Linked DNA regions of Homo sapiens: region 1 is linked to region 2. A link is a loop called in an ENCODE intact Hi-C map of the cell type or tissue named here. Cell type or tissue: gastrocnemius medialis. All regions are shown on one strand.

The links. A loop is a pair of places that touch in the nucleus more often than their neighbours do. Peaks named below come from ENCODE experiments on the same cell type or tissue, not always from the same donor. Only the 100,000 strongest peaks of a DNase experiment are listed, where the experiment ranks them.
Region 1: a loop joins it to region 2, with 2.5 times the contacts of the local background. A loop is called at or near these places in 62 of 110 quality-filtered maps.

What each region holds. Positions count from the first base shown.
Region 1 is chr21:34,331,749-34,339,748 of GRCh38, reverse strand. No RefSeq gene overlaps it. Among named protein-coding and RNA genes, the nearest start is that of KCNE2, 28 kb to the left of the region's middle. RefSeq lists an enhancer at 1,261-5,172. In gastrocnemius medialis, no CTCF peak of the experiment used is centred here; no DNase peak of the experiment used is centred here; H3K27ac peaks cover 301 bases.
Region 2 is chr21:33,911,576-33,919,575 of GRCh38, reverse strand. ATP5PO (ATP synthase peripheral stalk subunit OSCP) reads left to right here and starts at 3,772. Exons shown (of 7, transcript NM_001697.3): 1 at 3,772-3,848; 2 at 5,076-5,126; 3 at 7,177-7,287. The coding sequence starts at 3,813. It also overlaps the pseudogene RN7SL740P. RefSeq lists enhancers at 3,591-4,200, 4,715-5,914. In gastrocnemius medialis, a CTCF peak has its summit at 3,830; a DNase peak (open chromatin) is centred at 3,705; H3K4me3 peaks cover 2,149 bases; H3K27ac peaks cover 3,108 bases.

The DNA of each region.
Region 1 (8,000 bases), 420 kb before region 2:
GGTTGCCGGGGATAGGTGAAAGCCATGGGAGGTTGAAGGCAATACCTCAGGGGCAATTTCTCTCTGAATTAGAGGAAACATTCAAATGGCTGCCTTGAGCCCATCTCTATCATTGACCATGAAATCCCCCAACTTACTGCCGAAATGTACAGGGTCTACATTTGCAACCCCACCTGCCAGTACTGCAGGCTCACGAGAAGGTATATTCCCCTCCCTAGCTCTTTGAAGCTAATTCTCCCACCTTTGCTCATAATTCCCTATCCCTCCATATTCAAGAACTGGACTTTAATCCCAGGAAGAGCACAAAGCAGAGAAGATGCCCCGCTCTGATCTGCAGAGAAGTGGCTGCTCACTTGGTTTGTTGCTGCTGGCTCTGAAAAGCAGAAACATCTGTGCCGTCCACTGCTCGATGAACATTCATGCCCTCAACTGCCTGTCTGTGGCCTGCAAAATCGCAGGCATGCAGAGATCTGTGTGATGAGGGGGAGAGGGACCAAATCTGCATCCCAGGGAGCCCCCCCATGGAGGGAAAAGAGGCTTGAAAAACAAGTAAAAAAGAATGCTCAAGAAGATACCATTTAAGTCTGAGAAAAAGACTTGGAGCTAAAAGAAAACCTTCTTCTTTTTTTTTTTAAATTTTAAAAAACTCAGAAAATGGACTGAAAAGAGGAGGATCACTGTTGGGCAGTGAATTTGAGGTTTAGAGGATCAAGTAGAGGAAGGAGTTCACGACATAAAAACACAAAGAGGTGGAACCCAGGAGGGAATGGTAAGAGACTTAAAGGACAAAACGAGAGGCATGACATACAAATAGCAAACGTTCCAGAAGGAAAGAGAGAAAGAAAGAGAGAACAGATGGAAGAGAAGTGCTATTTAAAAAATAACAGACGAAAATTTCCCTGACCTGCCAGAAGACTTTAGATTGCATATTGAAAGGCCCAAGTCCCAGACAGGGTTATTTTTTAAATGACACACACCTAGACATAACTTGGTGAAATCTCAGAATTCTAAGGAGAAAGAAAATTGTTTACCTGGGTGAGGGAGAGCGAAGGGTCGGGAGGGAAGTACAGCTTGTTCTGATTGCATCTTTGTGTTGTTCTGATGAGTACTGTGAAAATGAGTGCTCATTATTTTAAAATTTTTTAAGAAGAAATGTCATCAAAATGCCTTTCCATGATTTTCTTCTGCCAATAGCCCTCTTAGCCCAGCATCTACAGAAACTCACCACCGCGGGCCCAGTGCCTTCCCATCCTGGTCCTCTGGCTCTGCTTCCTACACCTGGGCCCGACACCTTCAGACTGAGCACCTTCAGGACAGCCAGCGCTTCCTGGGCCTCGACTTGGAGCCTGGAGCTGCGCTTGGTGTTGAAATGCAAACATGAACAAGGCTTGATTCCTGCCTTCAAGGAGCGTAGGGTCCTCAACCAGGTCACGTCTCTGGGCTTTGCTCTTTTTGCTCTTTGCTGATTCTCAGAGGCATTGATGGAACCAGAAAAATTCATGCACTTTTCCCCCATCAGCCTATCTGCCCCCTCCTCAGCTGTGAGGAAGGTGGCCTGACATTTTAAACTGTGGCTTCCATGGTGACTCCCGCATGCCACTTCCTGTGACCCAGCTGAGGTTCTTCTGCAACATGGTGGGGTCACTTGGCCTCCCCCGACCCAACCCACGTCCCTTCCCCTCTCCGTGTGCCCACCCTCCTCACATCTGTGCCCCACACCCTCGCCAGCCACACTGTAAGTGGGGATTTCTTTATTCCGAGGAACGTGTTCTATATTTGTATGCTGACTCACCTCTGGGGCTTGCTTTCCAAAGACAAGGGAAAACAGGCCCCTAAGGCAAGCTACCTTGAAGCAGGGTTGCCCAGGTGGGACAAGGGAGTGCTTGAGGTTAAGAACCAAAGAAAGAGGAGTGAAAAGAGGGAACTCCCTGGATGGGAGGGTTTCCTCCCTTCTTCTCTGGTGTCTTTCTAGAAAGGGAAGAGAGTTGGAGGTAGAGAAAGCTGTAAGAGAAGCCAGCAGGAGACGTGGCAGGCAGGAGAAGGGAGGCAACCCCATGGAAAGAGCTGCTGCCCCAGACACTGACCTGCAGTGCCAGGACCTGCCAGGGAACAGCCCGGGAGGGTTGCAAGTGATGCTCAGTAGACACTGAAATGCCACCACATGGGACAAGGTAGAGTTTCCCATCACCATATGTGGCTGAGAGCCAATGAATCTATGTGTCTGCAGGTGCTTGGCTGGACATGATGGTATCCTTCCTGGGTGCTCAGTGACTGAGTGACATCGGATACACCTATCGGATACACCTTTAGCACAGGGTAACAAACACACTCCCTGCTTGCTTGCCATCTGCCCCCAGGCCCCCTCACCACTTCAAAGCCCACCTCCGCGATTGCCCCTCCACCTCTCTGGTCAGAAACTGGCCGGGGCCTGTGGCTTGGGACTCTTCCTAACTCCAAAGCTTCTTCCCAATTCCAGAGGCTGAAAAACAAGACCATAGGCCACCTCTCCTTCCTGACCCCTGAGATACACAGCTAAGCTGGAGCAAAGGCCCCAGAGTCCCAAATGAGGAAATGTCAAGGAACCCCAGGGCAGCTCGAGGCCACGTTGCCAGCACTGGCCAAGGTCTCAGGCAGAGGATGTAAAGACGCAGGCTTTCCACGGAGAGTATCTTCAAGGATTTGCACTCCTGCCCAACTAACAAAAGCCCCAAAGTGCCAGCCCAGGGAGGGGAGGGGCAGCTTTCTGTTTAGTCTGGCAGTGACCAAACGGGCCTGCAAGAATCAGGAAGCTGCCTGGTATGGATTTCAAGGCCCCTGAGTCCTCATGTTTATCTTTAGGCTCATTTCCAGGAGCTCAGCAATGTGTCCATTTCAAAATAATAATTACAATCGCCTGTCTTCTGTATGACGCAGACTTCGGAATCCATGTCAAAGTACAGTAGAACAAAACACCCTAGCGAAAGCAATTTCACCTGATGACTCTAGCGCACAAAGGGTGGAATTTATCATCATTATCAGAAAGCATGTAAGTCCCAAACACCTCAGTTAGAACAGGATGTGAACACGTTACAGTTGAAGGAGATAATTATGGAAATGCCAGAGCAGAATATTTTACAAAATTGGATGTTTCAGCTGGATCTGGTCATCAGACAATGGAAGGACCAGCATTCAGATATTTGATTACCTCCTGATGCTGAGGACTAGTTGAATATATTTGGTTCCGGAAATGTCCCAATGAAGCAAGAGAAAAATGGGAGAAAAGGCTGTGGCTGAGGCCAAGCCGTTCTCACAGCTGCAGAAATGAAAGACAAGTCCCAGAGCACCCTCCACCCCACCCCCCAGGCCCCACGTGGCTTTGAGAGACTGCATGAAGCAGAATTTAACAACAGCCTGTGCCAGGCTTGGTGGCTCACGCCTGTAATCTCAGGACTTTGGGAGGCCGAGGTGGGTGGATCACTTGAGGTCAGGAGTTCAAGACCAGCCTGGCCAACATGGTGAAACCCTATCTGTACTAAAAATACAAAAATTAGCTGGGCATGGTGGTATGTTCCTGTAGTCCTAGCTACTTGGGAGGCTGAGGCAGGAGAATCGCTTGAACCCAGAAGGCGGAGGTTGCAGTGAACCAAGATGGCACCATTGCACTCTAGCCTGGGCAACAAAGCGAGACTCTGTCTCAAAAAAAAAATGAAAACAAACAAACAAACAAAAACACAACAGCCTGGCCAGTGAGCATAAGGCATTTGCAAAACCCCCAGGAAGACCCCTTTTGTTGGCCCATCCTACCCCTAAGGCACACCATCTCTGTCTCACTAACAATGAAAAACACCAAAGCAACCTTTCTGACCACTGGCACTGGGCACCCAGGCCCCGGGGCACCCGGTCACTTAGCTATCTGCTTTCCTGTGTCCTTATGAACAAACACCAACCTCCCAGCTTCACACTGACATTTCTGGCAGAATCAGCCTTATTATTCCACCTGAACCAACAAGAAACAAAGCCAGTCAAGACATTTGCCTATTGGCATTGCAAAGTTTTGAATGCCATCAGTCATGTGGAAAATGTTGAGCCGAGCCTGGCAGAGTCACCCAAGGCCTTCATGCAAACAACAAAAGGCTGCTGGGCACTTTGGAGCCCACGTGGAGGAGGAACCACTCATCACAAAGCCAGGCACCGGCCTCCCCTGATGGCCCTAATGAGGACCAGGTGACCATGATGAATGCGACCATGCTGTGTTTGTCAAGTCTGAGATTACTGCAAAGCCTGGAATGAATGAGTCTACAAACAAGCACATCTATCTGCCCAGAAGCTGGAAAGAATAGGATGTGGAGAAGGCGGGGGCTGGGGTGGGAGGTGTCATCAATTACTTGTGGTTCTCGGAGAGCCAAGGAATATGCTTGGAAGGACAACTTCTGAGTGCCTGGAGAAGTCTTTGGTCAGCACCCCCGGTCTTCTGGATAATATCAGAGTCTTTCAGATCATCCAAGCCAGGCCAGATGGAGGCAATATTGTGCAGTGGGCAAACTTGTCTCTGCCTTTCTCTGTCCTTCTCCTAACTCTTGCCCATCTTCCTTCTGGTCTGTCTCACACACACACAACCCCACACACAAACGCACATACACACATGCACCAACAAGAACAGTTTAGGGTCTTCCCTTCTCTCCTGCCAAACCCTGTTCCTAGGAAATGATCTGATCACAGGTCAAATGTTAATATATTTCTATTATAATGGGAGTAAATGCCATCAGATAAAGGGTTGGAATTTTCACTGTGAAAACTAAAGAATGAGCTAGGAGCAGGAGGCAAGAATCACGCTGTGTCCAACAATGCTTTGGAGGAGGGTGCTGGGAGAGTCGCTCAGCTCTACCCCTAACTTGTTGGGGGTGCCTTGGGCATTGGGCTCCTTGTCTTGGCCTCAGTTTCCTCACTGGCATAAGGAGGGGCATGACTTAGGTGACTGCAGTGTTCCTCCGTTGGTACATAAAGAGTGAAATTTATCTAAGAATTCTCAGAATGCATTTTGGTCTCAAACACCTCAGTAAGAATAGGATGTGGACCAGGTGCAGTGGCTCATACCTGTAATCCTACCACTTTGGGAGGCTGAGGAGGGAGGATTGCTTGAGGCCAGGAGTTCGAGACCAGCCCAGACAATATAGCAAGACCCCACCTCTACAAAAAATTTAAAAATTAGCTGGGCATTGTGGTGTGTGCCTGTAGTCTCAGCTACTTGGGAGGCTGAGGCTGGAGGATCGCATGAACCTAGGAGTTTGAGGCTACGGTGAGCTATGTATGATTGTACCACTGCACTCCAGCCTGGGTGACAGAGCAAGACCCTGTCTCAGGAAAAAAAAAAAAAAAAAAAAGGATGTGAAGACGTTATAGCTGAAAGAGACAATTAGGGAAATGACTAGACCATAATCTTTGCAAAATTGGGTGTTCAGAGAATGCACCTTCCTGTTTCTTGACCAGTCCATGGGCAGCAGGGCAGCAGAAGCTTCCTATGAGCTCCTGAGAAGTAACTGGGCACGTTCTTGGAGATGTGGAGATTCCATAGCTAGCCTGCTTCTCAGGCCCCAAGCGATATTGCTTTCCAGAGAGGCCAGCCTTGGAGATAGGATGGGCCCTAGGGGACAGGCCATTGTTTAAAAACAGTTGCATTCATGGTGCCCTTGGGAGCATTTTGGGGTCATATAGGCGGTTTGGTAGTATAGATGCTGGGGGTTCTCCATGTCCCTAGGGAAGCCACGGGAAAAATAGACTTCCCTGCCCAAATTCCTCAAGCATCCATTCGAGTCCTAACCCCTCCACGAGACATGCCCAGTCTCCTTAGCTCAGGTGCTCCCTGCTTTCTTCTTCTAGAGCTTTTTGCTGTGCCTGGCTCAGGTTTACCTCAGTGTACTCCCCTGCGGGGGCAACATTCACACTGCAGTTTAGATAACTAACCTGGATGAAGGATGCCCCCTGCCACAGTGGGAGCCAGTGGCCCTGCCTTCTTTAAGTTGTCCCCAAGCAATAGTGCACGTATCACAGGGCTCGACACTGCAGACAGTTTCGTTTTGCTCATGGTCTTACTCCTGTCCCCAGCAGCGCCTCAGTCCTGTCACAGCAGGAGGCTCAGCTCCCTCGCCTGCAGCTTCTCTCTTTGAGCCTCGCACACCCTGTTGACTTGACCAGACTAGAAGTCTGGGCCACAAATGACCATTCCTTGTTATTCATAAGCTTTGTGGGTTTTTTTTTTTTTTTTTTTTTCATATGAGAGGCATTTGGGTGTCTGGGAAAGAGTTTTTAAAACAACTTTTTATAGCTAATGAAGAATTTTTAAATATCACTTAGAACAAAAGGCCTCTTTGAAGCCCAGTCCCCAGAACATTGTCACAATGGACTCCCTGTTTACTGGCTACAAATTGTTTACTTTGCTACAAATTGAATGCAGAGAGAGGGCTTTGGGGGCGTAGGGCTGCATAGATCTCAGCCTCGAAAAGAATTCAAGGAACCTCAGGCCCATTCCACATGCTCCACCTCAACTATGCGCTAAGGAATGGTGTTGTGTTTGGCATGGTTCCCCATCAGCTCCGATCTGGCCCTGGTGCACAGTGGGCGCGAACGGGTCTCTCATTATAACTCTGGAGTTTAGGTTCTAGGCTGAAGGAAATTAACTGAACCATTCAATACTTTTGACCTATAGGGAAGACTGATTAGTTAGTATGGGATGGAAGGAAGGGGTGCAGGAAGGAGAGAGACATGCTCTGTCCTCCTGGCCTCATGTGGGTGCTCTTACCTTTAAACCTCCCCTGCCCCAGGCCTGGCTTCTGAGAGGGGATCTAATGAGACTTAATGACCGCCTTAGTCCCATTTTTCTCCTTAGTTCATCCTACTTGCTGTCTGAAAGGGACTGAATTGTATCCCTGAACCCCACCCCTCCCAATTTATATGTTGAAGCTCTAACCCCAAGTAACTCAGCATGTGACTATATTTAGAGAAAAGGCCTTTAAAGATGTGATTAAGTTAAAATGAGGTCTTTAGGGTAGGCCCTAATCCAATCTGACTGGTGTCCTTATAAGAGGAAAATTGGACACACAGAGACACACCTGGGATACACACAGACGGCCACCTACCAGCCAAGGTGAGAGGCCTCAGGGGAAACCAGTCCTCCTTTCAACAGGTGACCCTGGACTTCTAGCCTCCAAGACTATTAGGCAATCAGTGCCTGATCAGTGCCTGTTGTTGAAGCCACTCGGTCTGTGATACTTTGTTATGGCAGCCGGAGCAGACCAAGACACTGCGTAAGATCAGAGATTCTGACTCTCTCCGAGCTTTAGTTTCCTGGTCTATAAAATAGGAATATCATCTGTAATTCACAGGCTCTTGTAACGGTTAAGTGTGACAGGGCACATGGCACAGGATCTGTGCACAGAGCAGGTACAGGCTAAATAATTATGATGATTAAAATTGTCGTTACTGCTATTAGAGACCAAGGATGTTCATACATTACTTACAGATCTGTACCAAATGCCATCCCTAAAGTCTCTCCATTGATTCAATGAATAAGTACCAAAGAATTTAGTGTTTTGGATAGCCCTGGAGATTCTACACTCTCTCTGGGCCACTGTGTCACACAACTCTGGAGGGCACTCTCAGAGGTGTGTTGCCCCTAAACCAATTCCCTCTTCATGACTTTACATCCTCACCAATTTTAAAGCATGATTGCTCTCAATTGGTCATTGTCAGCTTCCAATGGCCGGCCACTCCGCTCCTCATCTGCAAGGCCCTCGTCTCCTTGGCAAAACTTCTTGAACCACCACTGCTCTGTACATTCCTTGGCAGTTCCTGGGCCAAAAGCATTGCTGATGTTTCCAGTTTTCTCCACTGCTTTATGACCCGTTTTGAACTCAAATAAGAAAATCACTCAAATTTGCTTTTTGTCTAACATCATTTCCATAGTCTAAAATAAACATAAACAGCAAGTAACGTCATTAGCAAAAAAAAAAGTGAGAAATGCCCAT
Region 2 (8,000 bases):
ATAATGTGTTGAATACTTTTCATTAGGCTTATTTGAAAATAGTCTCTGAAAGTTTGCAGAGTAGAGTGAAACAAGGGTTTTCATGTGCTGCTACGGAAAGTATAAATTGGTTAAAATTTTGAAAAGCAGCTTGGCCTCATGCATCAGAGGCTCTTAGAGTACTCATATTCTCTCACCAAGTTGTGTAAATTCTGGAAATCTATTCGGAAATTTTCCTAAATATGAAAAAAAAAAATGACTGGGCATGGTGGTGTGCACCTGTAGTCCCAACTACTTGGGAGGCTGAGGTAGAAGGATTGCTTTAGTCCAGGAGCTCTCAGCTGTAGTGCACCATGCCGGTCAGGTGTCCACACTAAATTAAGCATCAATATGGTGACCTCCCAGGAGCAGGGGACCACAAGGTTGCCTAAGGAGAGGTGAACCAGCCAAGTCAGAAACAGAGTAGGTCCAAACTACCATTTTTAGGCCGGGCATGGTAGCTCATGCCTGTAATCCCAGCACTTTGGGAGGCCAAGGTGGGCAGATCACCTGAGGTCAGGAGTTCAAGACCAGCCTGGCCAATATGGCGAAACCCCATCTCTACTAAAAATACAAAAACTAGCTGGGTGTGGTGGCATGCACCTGTAATCCCAGCTACTCTAGAGGCTGAGATAGGAGAATAGCTTGAAACCAGGAGGCAGAGGTTGCAGTGAGTCAAGATTGGGCCACTGCACTCCAGCCTCAAAGACAGAGCGAGACTCCATCCCAAAAAATAAATAAATAAATAAATATAAAAATAAAATAAAACTCCCATGCTGATCATTAGTGGGAATCATGCCTGTGAATAGCCACTGTACTCCAGGGCAAAAGAGCCAACACCATTTCTTTTTTTTTTAAAAAAAAAAAAAGAAGGCTGGGCACAGTGGCTCATGCCTGTAATCTCAGCACTTTGGGAGGCCAAGGCGGGTGGATCACCTGAGGTCAGGAGTTCAAGACCAACCTGGCCAATATGGTGAAACCCTGTCTCTACTAAAAATACAAAAAAATTATCTGGGAATGGTGTCACATGCTTGTAATCCCAGCTACTTGGGAGGCTGAGGCAGGAGAGTCGCTTGAACAACAAGAGCGAAACTCCATCTCAAAAAAAAAAAAAAAGAAAGAAGAGAAATATATGTCTAAATATGCTTAGAAGATTCAGTATTGTTTAAAATAGCAAAAAGAAAAAAGGAAATCATCTGAATTATGTTCAAAAATCATAGAATAATTAAGTTGCAGAATATTCACTTGATGGACTACCCTGCAGCCATTAAAATGATACTTAGAAACTTTTATAATTTGGAAATATGCTTATATTATAAGCATGAATGCATAACTCATATGTAATTTTGCATCCTTTTCTTTCTTGCATTAAAGAAAATGGCAAAATACCAAACTGTATAAAGATTGTTAATCTGCATGTATAATAAAAGCAAACAAAATAAAGAGCTAACATAACCGGGTGTGGTGGCGTGCACTTGTAGTCCCAGCTACTTGGGAAGCTGAGGTGGGAAGACTGCTTGAGCCCAGGAGTTGGAGACAAGTCTGAGCAACATAGTGAGACCCTCATCTCTAAAATAAAAAAAAATGTTGTATTAGCCAGGCTTGGTAGCATGTGTCTGTAGGCCCAGCTACTGGGGAGGCTAAGGTGGAAGGATTGCTTGAGCCTAGGAGGTCAAGGTTGCAGTGAGTCGTGATCACACAACTGCACTCCAGCCTGGTGACAGAGCAAGGCATTGTCTCAAAAAAAAAAAAAAAAGACTAAATTAATAAGCACCACTCTCTCAGGCAATTGTTCTAAGCACTTTACATGTATACCTTTTTGTTTCTTCTAATGACCTATAGGCAGATACTATTATAATACCCATTTTATAGATAATAAACTGAAGCACAGAGAAGTTATATAATTGGGCCAAGGAACTGATTGGGATTCAGGCCAGGGTAGTTCAGGCCACAGCCTAAACAAATATTGAGAAACAAGACACCAAAATATTTACAACAATTGCCTCCGAGTGGAAGAAAAGAGGACAATTACTTTCTTTATCTTTCTCTACGTTTTAAAAAGTTTTTAGGGGGTTGGGTGTGGTGGCTCACACCTCTAAGCTTTGGGAGGCTGAGGCAGGCGGATCGCTTGAGGTCAGGAGTTCAAGACCAGCCTGGCCAACATGGCAAAACCCCATCTCTACTAAAAAGAGAAAAATTAGCCGGGTGTGGTTGTGTACACCTGCAGTCCCAGCTACTCGGGAGGCTGAGGCAGGAGAACCGCTTGAACTCAGGAGGCAGAGGTTGTAGTGAGCTGAGATCACGCCACTGCACTCCAGCCTGGGTGACAAAGCGAGACTCTGTCTCAAAAAATAAAAATTGTAATAATGAGAAAACTGCTCTCTAAAAGGGCAAAATAGTGAATTAACGTGTTTCTATAATAAATCTGAGCAGAGAATTTTTCTTTTAAGTTGATTACAGAACCCCCACTATTACAACCAGGAATACTGACCCTTGCTCTGCCAGCCAGTCTCTTCTCTGACAGAGGAGAAAATTCGACCAAGTTCTATTTAGAGAGAATGGGTTGAAGATAGGTTGTTTTTATGGATGCAGACAAACTATATCCAAGGCTAGTACCCAGTTCTCAGTTTCAATATCAAATTTGCTCAAACCCGGGTTCTCCTATTTTAGGCCTGATGCTCAGATAGCCACTCTGCCCTAGCCAGAATCAAGAATCTAGGTACCAGAATCCCATATGCCCTCACAAACCAACAGCTCAGTTCTATACTCAGGTGAGATGGGGGAGAGGGGAGGGGAATGGAGGGCCACAGGGATTCTTTGCTTTTGCTTGGCCAAACTTTAGTGAGACTTCTGAACCTTCTCGTAGTCCTATCTATGCACCTCCTTGTAAAGTCCAGTTTTAGCAAAACTGCTAAGTCAGTTTAGCCAGAACCCCCAATCTTCGACAACCGATCATCTTTGATATCTGATCAGGGTCTTCATCCTTCACCATCCCCCAGGTGATGTCTGATCACCCTGGCCTGTCTTCTACAAGATTCCTCTAGGTCATTTTAGCCAGAATCCCTCTTACCCCAGTTTCCTCTAAGTAATTTTCTATCCACTGACCCCCGCACTGCTCCTTGGCCATAAATTCCCATTTGCCCATTCTGCTTTCGGAGTTGAGCCCAATCTCTCTGCCCACTCCCAGACCCTGTTGCACTGGTCCTATACCCATCGCTATGGTCCTGAATAAAGTCTTCCTTATCATGCTTTAATAAGCATCACTGAATAATTCTTTATTTAACAATGGGTAGTCATGGCCCAGGTAAGAGAGACGTGGTGTCCGCTCCTGGAGCTGCAAGGCTCCTGGGGGCTTTTTGTTTTGTTTTGGTTTTGTCTTTGTATGCAACGTGAGAAAAAGCCATTGATGCAGGCTTTAGCATGCTGGGAAGGAAGTGTAAAGAAGCCAGTGACGCTGGTAATAACTGTGAAATGGAACAAATGCCACCATATTTATCTAAATGTAAATTTTAAAACTGGGGACAGCAAATCCATTCTACAGTGAGCGCCGCTTGGCCAGTAACAATGACTTCATTTTCAGATGCAGTCGAAGCCCTGTGGCTCCACCCCGAGGGTCCAGCCCTTACCACTGCTAAGAACTACAACTCCCAGCCCGAGGGAGGTCTCTGCGCCTGCGGCCTGACGCCCTACGCCTACACTTCCCAGAGAACCTAGCGGTTACGCCAACGCGCGCGTGCGCCCTTGCGCGTTTCTCTCTTCCCACTCGGGTTTGACCTACAGCCGCCCGGGAGAAGATGGCTGCCCCAGCAGTGTCCGGGCTCTCCCGGCAGGTGAGAGAAAGGTGGTCCTGAGAGCCAGTGGGAGGATCCCTCCTGGGATGACCGGTACCAAACCTCGAGCACCAGGGTGCGATGCTTCGGCTGGGGAAGTCTGGCAGTCTTCAAGGTTATGGGACCTGGCGAGTGGGAGCGACTCAGGACGACCCAGCGTTTGTCCCCCGGGATGCCTACGGGGCAGTAGGCGCGGGGCTGCGCGTGCCGTAACCTTGGCGTCTTCCGAGCACAGCCCCTGGAAGCTGCTAGCCTGAGGGGCGCAGGAGAGGGGGTCTGCCCTTCGCTGAATTCCGGGGAAGGGGCATGGACTAGCCCCCAAATCAGCTTCCTTTGCCATTGTGGTAAAACCTGTCAGAGATCACTTACTAGTAATGCTAAGGAATATTTGTAAAACACATTTCACAGTTTTATAAATAAAATGAGGCCGAAAAGTTTAAATGAGTCTTTGGCTGCTCAGTCAGTAAGTGGTAGAATTGAGATTTGAACCCACGGAATCACCCAGAAGATCGAGTTTGAAAAAATGTTATGCTGTTTGTGCTGCATCTCACCATGGTGCTTTACATATCATGACCCCTTCCTGGCATCTTAGGTAATTTTTTCATAAGCATTAAAAAGTCTTAATCCTCACAAGCAGTTTTGATAAAACACGTTCCATAGCTGGAGTATTTGAAGGTGACCTGTGATCTGTGACCTGTGCGCTTGCAGGTGATTTTTAAACTGTGTATTCCAGCTCTGTCTTTTGATGGGCAGGATAGTGTCTCTCAGAACTAAGGCTTCTTGTCAGATCAAACTCTGCGGCAGTACTCAAAAAATTCATCTTTATTTTCAGATAGCATTTGCATTCCGAGGAGGGTACGTCTGTTGCAAATGATCTGCTCAAGGGTCTGTTAATAGAAACGCCAAAATTTTGGTTAAATATTTTTGAAACATGCACTCCTTGGAAGTTAGTGTTTTTCTGTCTTACGGGTATGCTAGCCTCGGTCCATTCCTAGCAAACTAGGAGGTTCGTGGGAAGGTGATTTCCCAAGCAACTTGGCATAATCCTCATTGGGTAAGTTTACCCCTTAGTAATAGTAAGTAGCTCACCCTCATGTAATATGTGAATATACAAAGAGACAAAAGTAATGATTTTAAGGTTATTTAAAATTTTTTGTTGTTATTGAGTTAAATGCAGAAATCCTTCAAGTAATTTTGTTTGATCTATTTTCCTTTATTGCTTTGAAGGTGCGATGCTTCAGTACCTCTGTGGTCAGACCATTTGCCAAGCTTGTGAGGGTATGTTAATTTATATTCTTCTGTAATGATAAAGTACGCGAAAGTGTGAGTCAAACAGCAGTACAGTCAGGGCGTGGATTTTTGTGTAGTTACTATCTAAACCTTTTTGCGTGACTTGTGGTTCCCAAAATGTGCTGTGTGCATAGGGTGGGGAAAGGAATGGTGTTGAGTATTTGCTTTTTGACAGGCCCATGCATAATCTTTAAATATGAAAACTTTTTAATCATTTGTTTTTCCATTAACCCTCTAAAATAGGCAAGCTAGCATTTACTTACTTTTTTTTTTTAATGAAAGAAACAGGTTTAACAAAGTGACATGCCCAAGTTATCACAGGAAGTTATTACAGGAGACGATATTAAAATCAAGGTACCGGGCTGGGCGCGGTGGCTCACGCCTGTAGTCCCAGCACTTTGGGAGGCCGAGGTGGGCAGATCACGAGGTCAGGAGTTTGAGACCAGCCTGGCCGACATGATGAAACCCCATCTCTACTAAGCATACAAAGATTAGCCAGGCATAGTGGCGCATGCCTATAATCCCAGCCACTCGGGAGGCTGAGGTAGGAGAATTGCTTGAGCCCGGGAGGCGGAGGTTGTAGTGAGCAGAGATCATGCCACTGCACTCCAGCCTGGGCAATAGACCAAGACTCTGTCTCGAAAAAAAAAAAATATCAAGGTACCTGGGTTTCTAATGCAGTTCTCCATGTTCCATTCTGGTGAGAAATATTCATACTCTTCACACCCTTTCTTTCCAGTAGGCACCAAGGAGGCTCACTATTTCAGGGAGTTGCCAGTCCCTTTCTTTTCAAACCAGAAGTAATCCAGTTGACCCCGGATAAAGAGGACTATTAGTGACACATAATAAATGAAGTTCCCCAGAAGGCCCCCTGAAATGATACATGGCTAACAGCTGGAAACAACCCTGTTGGAACATGAAGTCTGATTCCATTTCTATGGGTTATTTTGAAATTCTTTATTTGATTAAAGAAAGTTCCTGTGTGATAGAGAATTGGTTCAACTGTCAAGGAGCAGGAACTTTTCTAAGATGTGCTGGGCAGACTATACTACCCACGCTTTTCCCCACCAAATCAACAGTGAGCCAGTCCGCCCCTTGGAAAAATCGTGTAAAGGAAAGATGATCATACCAGGTCTGTGTCCTTAATGAGCCCACGTCAGGTGGAATTTAGGAAGATAATTATCCTGTCCCGTCCTCATTACCAGCCCTAAATCTCAAATCAAATGATCAAAATCATTTCGTCCTTCATGTGAGACCTTAAAACTTCATAACAGTGTTAAGGAGTAACTGGTCTTCCCATTTTACAAAAGGGGAAACTGAGGCCCTGGGAAAATTTACCTGAGGTTACTCAGCTTAGTCCTAGAGCTGGACTGGAACTAAATCTTTCTCATCCAAGCCTGAGCTTTCCCACTACAACCATACAGCACCACTAAGAACATGTAGTCATACATTGATGGTAGAAAAAAAGTCTATAGTTTATTGTGAAAAATAATTCAAGCATCAGGTTTTTTTGTAAACTGCCAAAGGGCTCTGTTACACTGAACATCGATAGGGAGGCTATGTAAGGGAAAATGTGTAGTGTTAGTATGAAATGTATAAAAGTATACTTGTGTGTTTCATAAACACCTGTTTTCCTAGCTCTAACATACTCGAAACTGTCTATCAGTGTTCACAACCTCCCATACTTGAAACTAAATAGTTACTGAGTTCAAAGGAAACATAAGCTTATCTCAAAATTAAAGTACAAGTAATTGATAAAGGTATGTAAACCTGGAAGGGACTTTAGACAATGCCTACTAAGCCCCTCATTTTACAGATGAGGAATTGGAGGCTCAAAGATTGAGTGACCTGACCAAGGAAACATCGCTAATTTATTTGCAAATTGCCATTTAGGACAGCTCTTGAATGACATATTTAAACTGTTTTGTGTTAAAGAGATACATTTTTTAAAATATAAATTTTAAATTCTGCTCTTGAGAGTATACTATTAACTGATTTTCCTTTTTCTTTCCTCTCCTATTTCACCTTTTTTTTAAAGCCTCCTGTTCAGGTATACGGTATTGAAGGTCGCTATGCCACAGCTCTTTATTCTGCTGCATCAAAACAGAATAAGCTGGAGCAAGTAGAAAAGGAGTTGTTGAGAGTAGCAGTAAGTAGCTTTCCTATTCATTACATATGAAGTTCCTGTTTGTATATTTTTTCCTTTGGTTGTTTGTGCATTCCTAATGAGGTGTATCCTACAAGAAAAAACTGGGAAAAAGCCATTGTCTGTAAACACATTTTTAGTAATAATATTGGGTTTTTATTATAAGACATATAAAAAGAACAAACAGATACATATAAGGATATTAATATTAGGAACCAAGATTAGGGGCTAAGAAAAGGTAGAAATATAAGATTAAAATGGATGGTAATTTAGGAAAATTGCTATTTCAGAAGAGAATTTAAAAGCTACCTTTAAAAATCTATGCTTATAACTGGGCACAGTGCTCACGCCTGTAATCCCAGTACTTTGGGAGGCTGAGGCAGGCAGATCAGGAGGTCATGAGTTCAAGACCAGCCTAGCTGACATAGTGAAACCCCATCTCTACTAAAAAATACAAAAAATTAGCGGGACGTGGTAGTGAACACCTGTAATCCCAGCTACTCCGGAGGCTGAGGCAGAATTGCTTGAACCTGGGAAGCCGAGGTTGCAGTGAGCCGAGATCGCGCCATTGCACTCCAGCCCCGGACGGTACGAGACTCCGTCTCAAAAAAAAAAAAAAAAAAAAAAAACCTATGCTTATGGGCTAGGTGTTTAGAATATATTGTGATTTGGTTTTACTGAGAATTTGTTTTCATGAAACCTTTTCCTCAGGTTTT